Regions from separate parts of the Mus musculus genome. Here all the other regions are linked to region 2. A link is a contact called in ENCODE Hi-C or POLR2A ChIA-PET data. All regions are on one chromosome and are shown on one strand. Each heading gives the region's core, a stretch centred on a gene start or an enhancer-like site at or near the end of the contact. The rest is flanking DNA. Distances are from core to core; before and after follow the strand shown. Region 1 holds the start of Tcta (T cell leukemia translocation altered gene). Region 2 holds the start of Wdr6 (WD repeat domain 6). Region 3 holds the start of Trex1 (three prime repair exonuclease 1).

Evidence for each region. A loop is a pair of places that touch in the nucleus more often than their neighbours do. ChIA-PET counts read pairs that join two places held with the same protein, here RNA polymerase II (POLR2A).
Region 1: POLR2A ChIA-PET joins it to region 2 with 10 read pairs in embryonic stem cell. The contact joins the promoter of Tcta here to the promoter of Wdr6 in region 2. POLR2A ChIA-PET finds 5 or more read pairs at or near these places in 3 of 5 experiments (Patski and embryonic stem cell).
Region 3: a loop to region 2 is called in a map of regulatory T cell, with 5 times the contacts of the local background. The contact joins the promoter of Trex1 here to the promoter of Wdr6 in region 2. A Hi-C loop is called at or near these places in 3 of 37 maps with a recorded cell type or tissue (T-helper 17 cell, T-helper 2 cell and regulatory T cell).

What each region holds. Positions count from the first base shown.
Region 1 is chr9:108,304,238-108,307,452 of GRCm38, reverse strand. It overlaps Tcta (T cell leukemia translocation altered gene), which reads left to right and starts at 1,294. Exons shown (of 3, transcript NM_001311156.1): 1 at 1,294-1,731; 2 at 2,073-2,127; 3 at 3,200-3,215. The coding sequence starts at 1,509. It overlaps Rhoa (ras homolog family member A), which reads right to left and starts at 1,293. Exons shown (of 6, transcript NM_016802.5): 1 at 900-1,293.
Region 2 is chr9:108,577,337-108,580,727 of GRCm38, reverse strand. It overlaps Wdr6 (WD repeat domain 6), which reads left to right and starts at 2,015. Exons shown (of 6, transcript NM_031392.3): 1 at 2,015-2,234. The coding sequence starts at 2,135. It overlaps P4htm (prolyl 4-hydroxylase, transmembrane (endoplasmic reticulum)), which reads left to right. Exons shown (of 9, transcript NM_028944.4): 6 at 1-9; 7 at 622-712; 8 at 889-1,012; 9 at 1,420-1,866. The coding sequence ends at 1,640.
Region 3 is chr9:109,057,726-109,060,954 of GRCm38, reverse strand. It overlaps Trex1 (three prime repair exonuclease 1), which reads left to right and starts at 1,704. Exons shown (of 2, transcript NM_001012236.1): 1 at 1,704-1,766; 2 at 2,027-3,023. The coding sequence starts at 2,034. The coding sequence ends at 2,978. It overlaps Atrip (ATR interacting protein), which reads left to right. Exons shown (of 13, transcript NM_172774.3): 11 at 246-326; 12 at 443-692; 13 at 1,047-1,208. The coding sequence ends at 1,114. Atrip-trex1 (Atrip-Trex1 readthrough) reads left to right here. Exons shown (of 14, transcript NR_153412.1): 11 at 246-326; 12 at 443-692; 13 at 1,047-1,766; 14 at 2,027-3,022. It overlaps Shisa5 (shisa family member 5), which reads right to left. Exons shown (of 6, transcript NM_025858.3): 6 at 3,163-3,229.

The DNA.
Region 1 (3,215 bases), core at 45-2,544, 270 kb after region 2:
CTTATTTCAAAATATACCAGAAGACAAAACCAAATAAATAACTAATAGGTCAAAATTTAGTGATGACTATTAGAAAATACAAGTAGAACCAATTCTGGGGCAAAAAAGAAAAAAAATGGTGTCAAATTTTCCACTATCAGCTACTAAACATGAACTTTTTTTTTTTTAAATCAACTTGCCTGCAAAAAATGCAATTTTACGAAACCGACCTGAAAAGGGGAACCCATCAGTGATTCTTAATTGAAGTAATAACTTTAAGCAGAAATGCATCTATTTTGATGCAACCTCGCCAAATTATTATGTGTTTTTTCGACTGGAAAATACCTTCCCCCATAGAGTCATAACCGCTAAGATTTCAAAACAATCTTTTACTTACACAATCTCCAATAATACGGCACTCAAAACAGAAAATCCACCCAAACCCTCACTGTCTTCACCCGGTATAGAACGGGATTAATAATCCACGTTCAATGCAAAAGGCAAAATGGAGTTGTAAAAGAGTTTCTTGCCTAGTCCAACTCCCGACAGCCACACGCGCTTCGCAGTGGCAGGCTACCCCAGCGCGGTCGCGGACCGGCCGGGAGCCCCCGCCCAGCCCGGCGCAACCCTGAGAGGAAGCGACGAGGAGGGCGGGCGGCTAGGGCTCCACCAGGCCCGGCCGGGCGGGGGAAGGGGGACTGGAGGCGGCGGGGCGCGCTTCCGGGGACTGCGCGGGCGGGGCCGCCGCCTCGGGCGCGGGGCCCCAGGTCAGGGGCCGGGGCGAGGGGCTGCGGGCCGAGAGCAGCAGGTGGGGCGCGACCGCGGGCAGGCGACGGGCCGGAGGCCGGAAAAGTGCTTGCCGATCAGCCGACCAGCCGGGCCCGGAGCCGAGGCGGCTGGAGGGAAATGCTCCTGCTCACCTCAAGGCGAGGACTCCGAGTCCGGCCTCTTCGCGCTGAGGACGCTTGTCCGCGAGTCCGCGAGCTCCGAGCCAAGGACGGGCAGCTCCGTGGGAGACGGCGGGCTATGGAGAGAACCGACGGAGGACCGCGGGCGGCGGGCGGGGAGCGCGAGCGAACGAGGGCGGGCGGTGGCGGGAGGGCGGGGAGCGACGTGCGCGGCCCCGAGCGCCCTGCGGGCTCGAGCTGGCGCCAGTCGCGGCCCCGCGCACGCGCGCACACTCTCAGTTCAGCCACGATTGCTCAAGAACGCATCCACGCCCTGAGAGCTAGACGCTTAACCAATCATGGCAGACGCGTGGAGCATGACGGGAACACCGGGGCTATAAAAGAGCGAGTTGCTATTTTATCCTCACCGAATCACTCATCCTTTAAGCAAGCAGGGTGGGGCTGGGTGCGCCTGCGCGGTTTTAAAAACCCCTCCCCAAACTGCCAACACTTCGCGCAAGCGAAGTAGATCTTCCTTGCCTTGTATTACGCGTGCGCACTGACAGGCCTAACCCCGGAAGACCATACGCTTGCGCAGTAAGAACTACGGTGACAGTACTCCCGGTGGGGCGCTGGCCAGTCATGGCGGAGCCTTGGGCCGGGCAGTTTCTGCAAGCTTTGCCCGCCACGGTGCTCGGAGCGCTGGGCACCCTGGGCAGCGACTTTCTGCGGGAGTGGGAGACACAAGACATGCGAGTGACTCTCTTCAAGCTGCTCCTGCTGTGGTTGGTGTTAAGTCTCCTGGGCATCCAGCTGGCCTGGGGGTTCTACGGGAACACAGTGACCGGGTTGTATCACCGTCCAGGTGAGGCTCCCTACGAACCTCCTTGGCCCGGCTGTCCCTACCACCACCATACTGTACCATTGGGTTCTCCTGTGTCCACATAGACTACCACTGGTCCTCCAGGAGCCTCACTGTACCCAGACTTACAACCCCGTACCATTTTACACCACAAGCCCCTCATGCCCATCATCACGTTGTTAACTGTTTCTCAAAACCCTTCCTGGACAATACCACTAGTCCCTAGTATCCCAGCCTCAATCTCTATTAAACTATACCAGTGGCCCCTGACCTGACCTGGGCTATTGCCTGCTCAGATCCCCACCCTCAGCCTCCTGCAGCTATGGGTGTGTTCCTGCCTCCAGGTCTGGGTGGCCAGAATGGATCCACACCTGATGGCTCCACACATTTCTCTTCATGGTGAGTAAATCTCTGTCTATCCCAACCCCATGCTTGACAGGCAGAGAACTCTCAGCATGTGAGTGCACCAGCTTAGTGGCTGTGCAAGAATCCTTCAAGGCTAATGGTAGAGCTCAGGATTCCAGTTGGGGGTTCCCAGTGGCTTTAGAGCCTCTCATCAGCATGTTCAGTGGGGATGGATGGTGGTGTTACCTTAATTTCAGAAAGGTGATGTGCCAGGTCTATTGAAAACAAATCCCTTGGTTGGGAAGTCTTTCTTTAGGAAGGCAAGAACATCTATTCTAGGCAAGTACTGTACCACTGGAGCTATAACCCCCAGCCTAACAGTCTCTATTCTTAGCATACGACCTCATCAAGTCAACCTCCTAATCTCTAAAAACAACAGCTTACTTATCAGGACATTTCATTCAGCTAATCTCTGAGCTTCTACCACACGGCAGAGGTCACAGTACACCAGAAAACAAGGACAACTCAGACTCTGCCAGGCAGTGGTGGCGCACACCTTTAATCTGAGCACTTGGGAGGCAGAGGCAGGTGGATTTCTGAGTTCGAGGCTAGCCTGGTCTACAGAGTGTGTTCCAGGACAGCCAGGGCTTCACAGAGAAACCCTGTCTCAAAACACCAAAAAAAAAAAAAAAAAAGAAAAGAAAAGAAAAAGAAATAGATAAAACAAGACCCAGTAGCAAGGGGAAATGTAACTTTAGGAGACTAGATCAGGCTGTGATGGTGAACTTGGAGCACAAGGGCAGAAGGAACAGTTGAGGGGCTGATTCAGCAGGACAGTTGCCTGATCTAATTTGCCTTTATAAGCTTCTTCTTATGGCAAGTCGACAAAGGGCTTCAAGAGTGAAAGCAATACATGGATTAGGAAGGTGACCACTGTCTTAGCTAAGCACCATAAGGTAGGAGAATAGTAGACCCAGCAGGGACTACAAGAGATTAGTAAAGAAGTCTAGATTCTACTATAAGCTGTACTGAGCCCAGCTTAGCCAAGAAGGAGCAAAGGAAGAACCAATGTCAGGGACTGTTCCGCGATCGATGAAATAACCTTGCTTCTCTCCATTACTTTCAGGGAGATAGCAGCAAAT
Region 2 (3,391 bases), core at 766-3,265:
CTCCTGTCGGCAAGTACCTCCCATGGGGGGGGGGGGGTAGGGAGGTGGGGCTTCAGTTCCCAGACTGGGTACCTTGAGGACATGTATTACCTGCTATTGGACCAAGGATACACTGGGCCATTTGGTCAGCCATACCCCTACCTTTCCCCCAAGTCTCTTCTTCACTCTTTATGGAGTAACTGGAAAGTGGTAGCTCCTGGCCACTGTATCTATTCAAATGAAAACAGATCTAGATATCTACAGATACTGGAAATTGGCCCTGTAAGCACTGGTCTTGACTCCATTGTTGGAGGTCCCTGCCTCAGTTTCTACAGTTGTACCCTCCTGCCTGCACAAAGTTAGGTTTTCTTGTGGCTTTCTGGCTCAGTCCTCCCAGTTGCAAGGAGACTTTACATGATATTCCTGCTTCTATCAGCTTACTTTCCCCAGCCAGATCTTTGGTTTAAGGTCACAAACTTACCTAAGTGCACCTGCGATCTTGGCCACACAAGGAGAGTGACTCTGTGGGGAAGAGGGCTGGAGATGTCTTAGCTATCCTAGCCTGACCCTGTGGGCCCTGGGTATCCTGCCCACAAGTGGGAATGTTGGGGATCTACTCAGCAGCCTCCCCCTGCCTTACAGCTACATGACAGTGCTGTTTTATTTGAACAATGTCACCGGTGGGGGTGAGACCGTCTTCCCTGTGGCAGACAACAGGACCTATGATGAAATGGTAAGGGCCAGTGAGCTGTTATTACTCTTGGGCTGGTAGGGCCTTGGGCAAGTGTGTACACACCCTTCCAGAGCTGGGACGAGGGCACATCTGCCTGTTTTCCCTCCAGCCAACCTTGGCTGCCTGGTCCTGCAATGGCAGGCAGTCCACAAACAGCCTCACCTTGTTGCCTACAGAGTCTGATTCAGGATGATGTCGATCTCCGGGACACTCGAAGGCACTGTGACAAGGGCAACCTTCGTGTCAAGCCCCAGCAAGGAACTGCAGTCTTTTGGTACAACTACCTTCCTGATGGGCAAGGTGAGGGCTTTACTCATGGCCAGGTCTTGGGCTTCTCTGAGGGAACTCATCTCTCCCTCCTGCTCTCCTGGAGGACTGTTCCTGTCTTCCATAGCCAGGGATTTCAAAGCACAGTAGCACTAGTACAGTATCTTCGGTTATCTCCGCCCACCGTCCTTGCGCACCAGCCTTCCTGCTGTCTGGGGCAGGGAAACTTCTCTCCACAACCCAGGCTGGGAAGAGCTATAGCCAAGCTCAGAAGCAAGGAAGCTTGGTTAATTTTAAGGGCCAGTATGTTGACCATGCCTTAGTGGGTGAGACGCCAAGTCCTTCCATGGGGATTAGATGTGTGCACAGCTCAGGCTGAGCCAATCTAGGGTTTTCCCCTCCCTAACTTGTCCTTTGTTCATGTCACCTTCTTACCCCAGGCTGGGTGGGTGAAGTGGACGACTACTCGTTGCATGGGGGCTGCCTGGTCACCCGCGGCACCAAGTGGATCGCTAACAACTGGATCAATGTGGACCCTAGCCGGGCACGGCAAGCCTTGTTCCAGCAGGAGATGGCTCGTCTGGCTCGGGAAGGTGGCATGGACTCACAACCCGAGTGGGCCTTGGACCGAGCCTACAGTGATGCCCGTGTGGAGCTCTGACGCAAGGCCCTGATGCGAATCACCCGCTGCCCAACGTCAAAGACCCTGCAGGTCCTCTGTCCTACTGCAGACTGAAGTTCTGGCCGACCTCTTGCCCTAGCCCTCCCTGCCTGCAGCCGCGATCAAAGGCGCAGTTCCTACATTCACGTTATTTATTGGTGTACAGCCTCCATGCTGCTCCGTTAAATAAAACTACAGGGCTTCCAGCCAGGGGCCGGCGAGCTAAGCGCCCGCTTGGGGGAGGGGAGGCCCACCGCCCCTCCCGGCTAGTCTCATGTGTGTGTGTGTGGGGGGGTGACTCTGATCCGGCCAATCAGGAGCGGGATCGCGTGGGGGACAGGGTCGTCATTGGACGTCCGCAGCCCAGCGCCAGGGCTTTGCTACCTGTAGCTAAGGGCTTCGGAGCTCTGCAGCGCGGCTCTCCAGACGGCTGGTTCTCGCGAGAACGCAGCTCTCTTCTTGTCCGTGGCAGCCACAGCAGCTCCAGGAACGTCATGGACGCTTTCGGGGACTATGTCTGGCCGCGGGCGACTTCCGAGCTCATACTCCTCCCGGTTACGGGTCTGGAGTGTGTTGGGGACAGGCTGCTGGCGGGTGAGGCTTGGTCGGCTCTAGTCGTGCTAGCGGGCGAAGAACTAGCCTCTCCCTGGGTGGTCGCACCGGACAAAGGGATGCCCTGGGGAGGAGGATGGGCAGCGGGCTGGGGACTGGCGAGGGGTGGGAGTGGGGGGAATAAGGCAGGTTCGGAGGTGGCGGGAAACACAGGCCGGCGGAGGAGGGCGGGGCTCGAGAGACAGTGGCAGCTCTTCATAAATTGCAGCCAGCTTGGAAAGGGTGGACAGAGACGCTTGAAGGTGTGGGGGACGCAGTCGTTCCATGTTGGGGGAGGGACGTTGCACCCTCAGGTGAACGCAAATGATCAAAACCCCTGGAGAGGAAGAAAAAAAAAAAAAGGGCAGCCTCAGGGGGTGTGGCGGGAGTGTGGCTTCTGGAGAGGGTTGAAGCTCCGCCCCCAAAGATGAGGGGGCCAAAAAATTGCTTTCTGAGTAGAGCAGTATCCAGAGAGGCTGGGGCTTAGGTTCCTCTGGAGAACCAACTGGGGGGTCTGAGCCAACTGGGTTAGTAATCACATGTCTCAGTGTCTGGTGGTAAAGGTCTGAGATGGCTCTGAGGTGCCAAGTGTCCTGGAAGCAGTAGGGCCTGATGCGAAGCCATCCTTTGGTGATGGTGGTGTTGGGTTTTACAAGGACCCTTGGCACTGACAATTAGGCCTTGGGTCAGCCATTATTAGCCTCAGCAGGGCTGCGTGTTTGTCTTGTGGTGAGGGTATATTCTAGAGTTGATGTGTGTGTGTGCGTGTGCGTGCGTGTGTGTGCAAGTGCAAACATTGGGTTGCTCCAGTGAGCTAAACTCTCTGGAGGTGGGACCGGCAAACTTCAGGAAATGAAATCCGTAGAATTTTGAAGAAAGAGACATTAAGAGAGGAGTAAGGTAATGAGGAATCCTGACGAGTCCGAGGAGGAGGAGATCGTGGGAAACAAACGGCTGCAAGATGACCAAAAGGGAGCTGAGAGTCCCATTCTAGAAAACGTCTGTGGGTTCTATACACATGTATGGGGGTGTAAGAGATTCCCCGGGAAGTATGTGGATTTGTATAGAGGGAGGCCCTGGACAAGCCCCTCTTGAGCACAAGTTAGGAATGTTCCTAACTCAGAAGACGCTAGCTTTGATTCTGCTGTGTTAAATGCTGT
Region 3 (3,229 bases), core at 455-2,954, 480 kb before region 2:
GCACATCCTGGGTTATAGTGGTGCTCAGCAGAGCTGCCTGGGCTTTGGGGGCCCCGATCCTGGTCCTGGAAGCAGTAAGCTGTTGGTGAGATTCAAGTCTGAAAGCCTGAGACTACCACTACTTGTACCCCACTTGTGCAGGCAAGCAGTTGTAGACGTAGCTAGAGCACCTTAGAAATGCCCGCCAAAGCCCTGTGACAACCGTCTGTTCTACATGGGATGGGTACTATCTCTTCTTGTTCCAGGTAGTATGGCTCTTGGCCAAGCTGAGTGTACAGAGCCCTGCCCCCGCTGGCATTGGTTCTGACTGTCACTGCAATGTAGAGGTGAGTGGCCAGAGACCAGCATCATGGATGCTCAGTTAGTTAAGAGCAATCCTGTTGATCTTGAAGTGGTGAGGTGAGTAAGTCTCTGGACCTCAGGCTGTGCCCTCTCACCCTAGGCAGTCAGAGCGCTCACTGTGATGTTGCACAGGCAATGGCTGACGGTGCGGCGGGCAGGAGGTCCAAGGACCCACCAGCAGAAGCAGACGATACGCTGTCTGCGGGACACTGTGCTGCTGCTGCATAGCCTATCTCAGAAGGACAAGCTCTTCACTGTGCACTGTGTCGAGGTCCTGCATCAGTACGACCAGGTGATGCCAGGGGTCAGCATGCTGATTCGAGCCCTTCCTGATGTGACTGACTGTGAAGGTAAGCTAGCACGACACTGTCCTAGCCTTCGTGTGCCTCTGTCAGACTCCTTTCCATGAGTCTCCCCTTGCCTCCAGAGCCATTCCTGGCACATGGGTATTACCTTCCTGCTCTGGGTCTTTGAGTATGACAGGTTCCCATTTGATGGTGTCTATTGAATTGGCCTCGCTGAGCCATGGTTTTCCACAAAGATCTGTCCGAATTGCCTTTGTGTCACTTTTGCTCACAGTCGCTGAGGGAGCAAAGCCTGTGCATAGAAGGGACTGGTTGGTTCCTGTGACGCTAGGGAGCATGGGGGCCTCCAAGCCCCCACGCTGTCGAGTTAACCTCAGACCCCTCTTCCTTTTGGCTCAGAGGCTGCCCTGGATGACCTCTGTGCTGCGGAGACTGATTTGGAAGACTCTGAGATGGACTGTAACTGAGGGCCTGAGCATCCAGCCACAAGGTGGCGCCAGCTCCCACCGCCGTCTTTGCCATATCCACTGATTAAAACTGCACTTCCTGCTGAGAACACAAGCTTTGTTTCCTGAGTCCGATTTGTGTGGCTGAGAGGGAGGGACAGGGCAGACCAAGAATTGATGAGATGACTCCTGCTGGAGTTGAGATGGCCCCCATGGTAACTGATCTGCCCTGAGGAAAAACCCTGCCCCTCTTCGGGAATTACCCTGAGTCATAGCTTTGGGCGGGGGCCGTGGTGGGGGCAGGGGTACGTTTGTGGCCAAGGAGGCAGCCCTTTTTAGGAAGGCCTGGATCAAGGACTGGGGGAAAGACAAGAAAAGGCAGAGGCTCACGGGCACATTTGAATCCTAGAGACAACCCAGTTTGAGTTGTCAGTGTTGGGGCAGTAGTCCATTTTACCAGCCAGCAGGATCACAGATATGGATCTAGGAAGGCCTTTGGGGTGCTTGGGGAGGGAGGGAGGAGCGTCAGCACGAGGGCCAGGCCTGGCAGGCTAACAGCAGGGCGGGCCCTGTTCAGGAGGCAGGCCTATGGGTGGACCCAGGCAGTTTTACTTCCTCAGCCACACTGCTGCCAGCAGCAGACCCAGCGGAGTGCCTTGCTGCCTGCTTCTCGGTAAGTGTGGAGTAAGGGTATGGGGTAAGGCAGAAGAGAATAGGGTTCCCTCACCCTGAAGGTAGTCAGCACTAGGGGAAGGGCCTCCCTCAAAAGGCAAATAAGTAGTGGATCCATCCCACTAGAACAACCCTGCCCTCCAGCTTCTAGTGGCCCTGGATAGTACCTGCTGAAGGGAAGGGCTGAGCTGCCTTTCTGCACCCCACCTCAGCCCACTTGAGACCTTCCTGCTGCTACTCATTACCCCATCTCCTCCCCAGGTTCAGCATGGGCTCACAGACCCTGCCCCATGGTCACATGCAGACCCTCATCTTCTTAGACCTGGAAGCCACTGGCCTGCCTTCGTCTCGGCCCGAAGTCACAGAGCTGTGCCTGCTGGCTGTCCACAGACGTGCTCTGGAGAACACTTCCATTTCTCAGGGACATCCACCTCCAGTGCCCAGACCGCCCCGTGTGGTGGACAAGCTCTCTCTGTGCATTGCTCCAGGGAAAGCCTGTAGCCCTGGGGCCAGTGAGATCACAGGTCTGAGCAAAGCTGAGCTGGAAGTACAGGGGCGTCAACGCTTCGATGACAACCTGGCCATCCTGCTCCGAGCCTTCCTGCAGCGCCAGCCACAGCCTTGCTGCCTTGTGGCACACAACGGTGACCGCTATGACTTTCCTCTGCTCCAGACAGAGCTTGCTAGGCTGAGCACTCCCAGTCCCCTAGATGGTACCTTCTGTGTGGACAGCATCGCTGCCCTAAAGGCCTTGGAACAAGCTAGCAGCCCCTCAGGGAATGGTTCGAGGAAAAGCTACAGCCTGGGCAGCATCTACACCCGCCTGTACTGGCAAGCACCGACAGACTCACATACTGCTGAAGGTGATGTTCTAACCCTGCTCAGCATCTGTCAGTGGAAGCCACAGGCCCTACTGCAGTGGGTGGACGAACATGCCCGGCCCTTTAGCACCGTCAAGCCCATGTACGGCACTCCGGCTACCACTGGAACAACCAACCTAAGGCCACATGCTGCCACAGCTACTACACCCCTGGCCACAGCCAATGGAAGTCCCAGCAATGGCAGGAGCAGGCGACCTAAGAGTCCTCCTCCAGAGAAGGTCCCAGAAGCCCCATCACAGGAGGGGCTGCTGGCCCCACTGAGCCTGCTGACCCTCCTGACCTTGGCAATAGCCACTCTGTATGGACTCTTCCTGGCCTCACCTGGGCAGTAAGTCAAGAGGGGAAATATGATGAATAAAGACTTCCATAGCACTGACTGCTTGCCGCCTCTGCTTCTCAGCCTGGGCCTCTGGCCATGCTCAGGCCCTAGGGATGAGGTACAGTCCCTCTCTCCTGCTCTCTTAGCAGGACAATCAAACCTGTTAGGCTAATTAACAGAGGGAAGAAACAAGTTCAAGAAGTAGACAGAAATAGTTTTTGGTGTAGAGCCAAGGCCAGCTGCCTAGGCGCTGAAGAAAGGGGA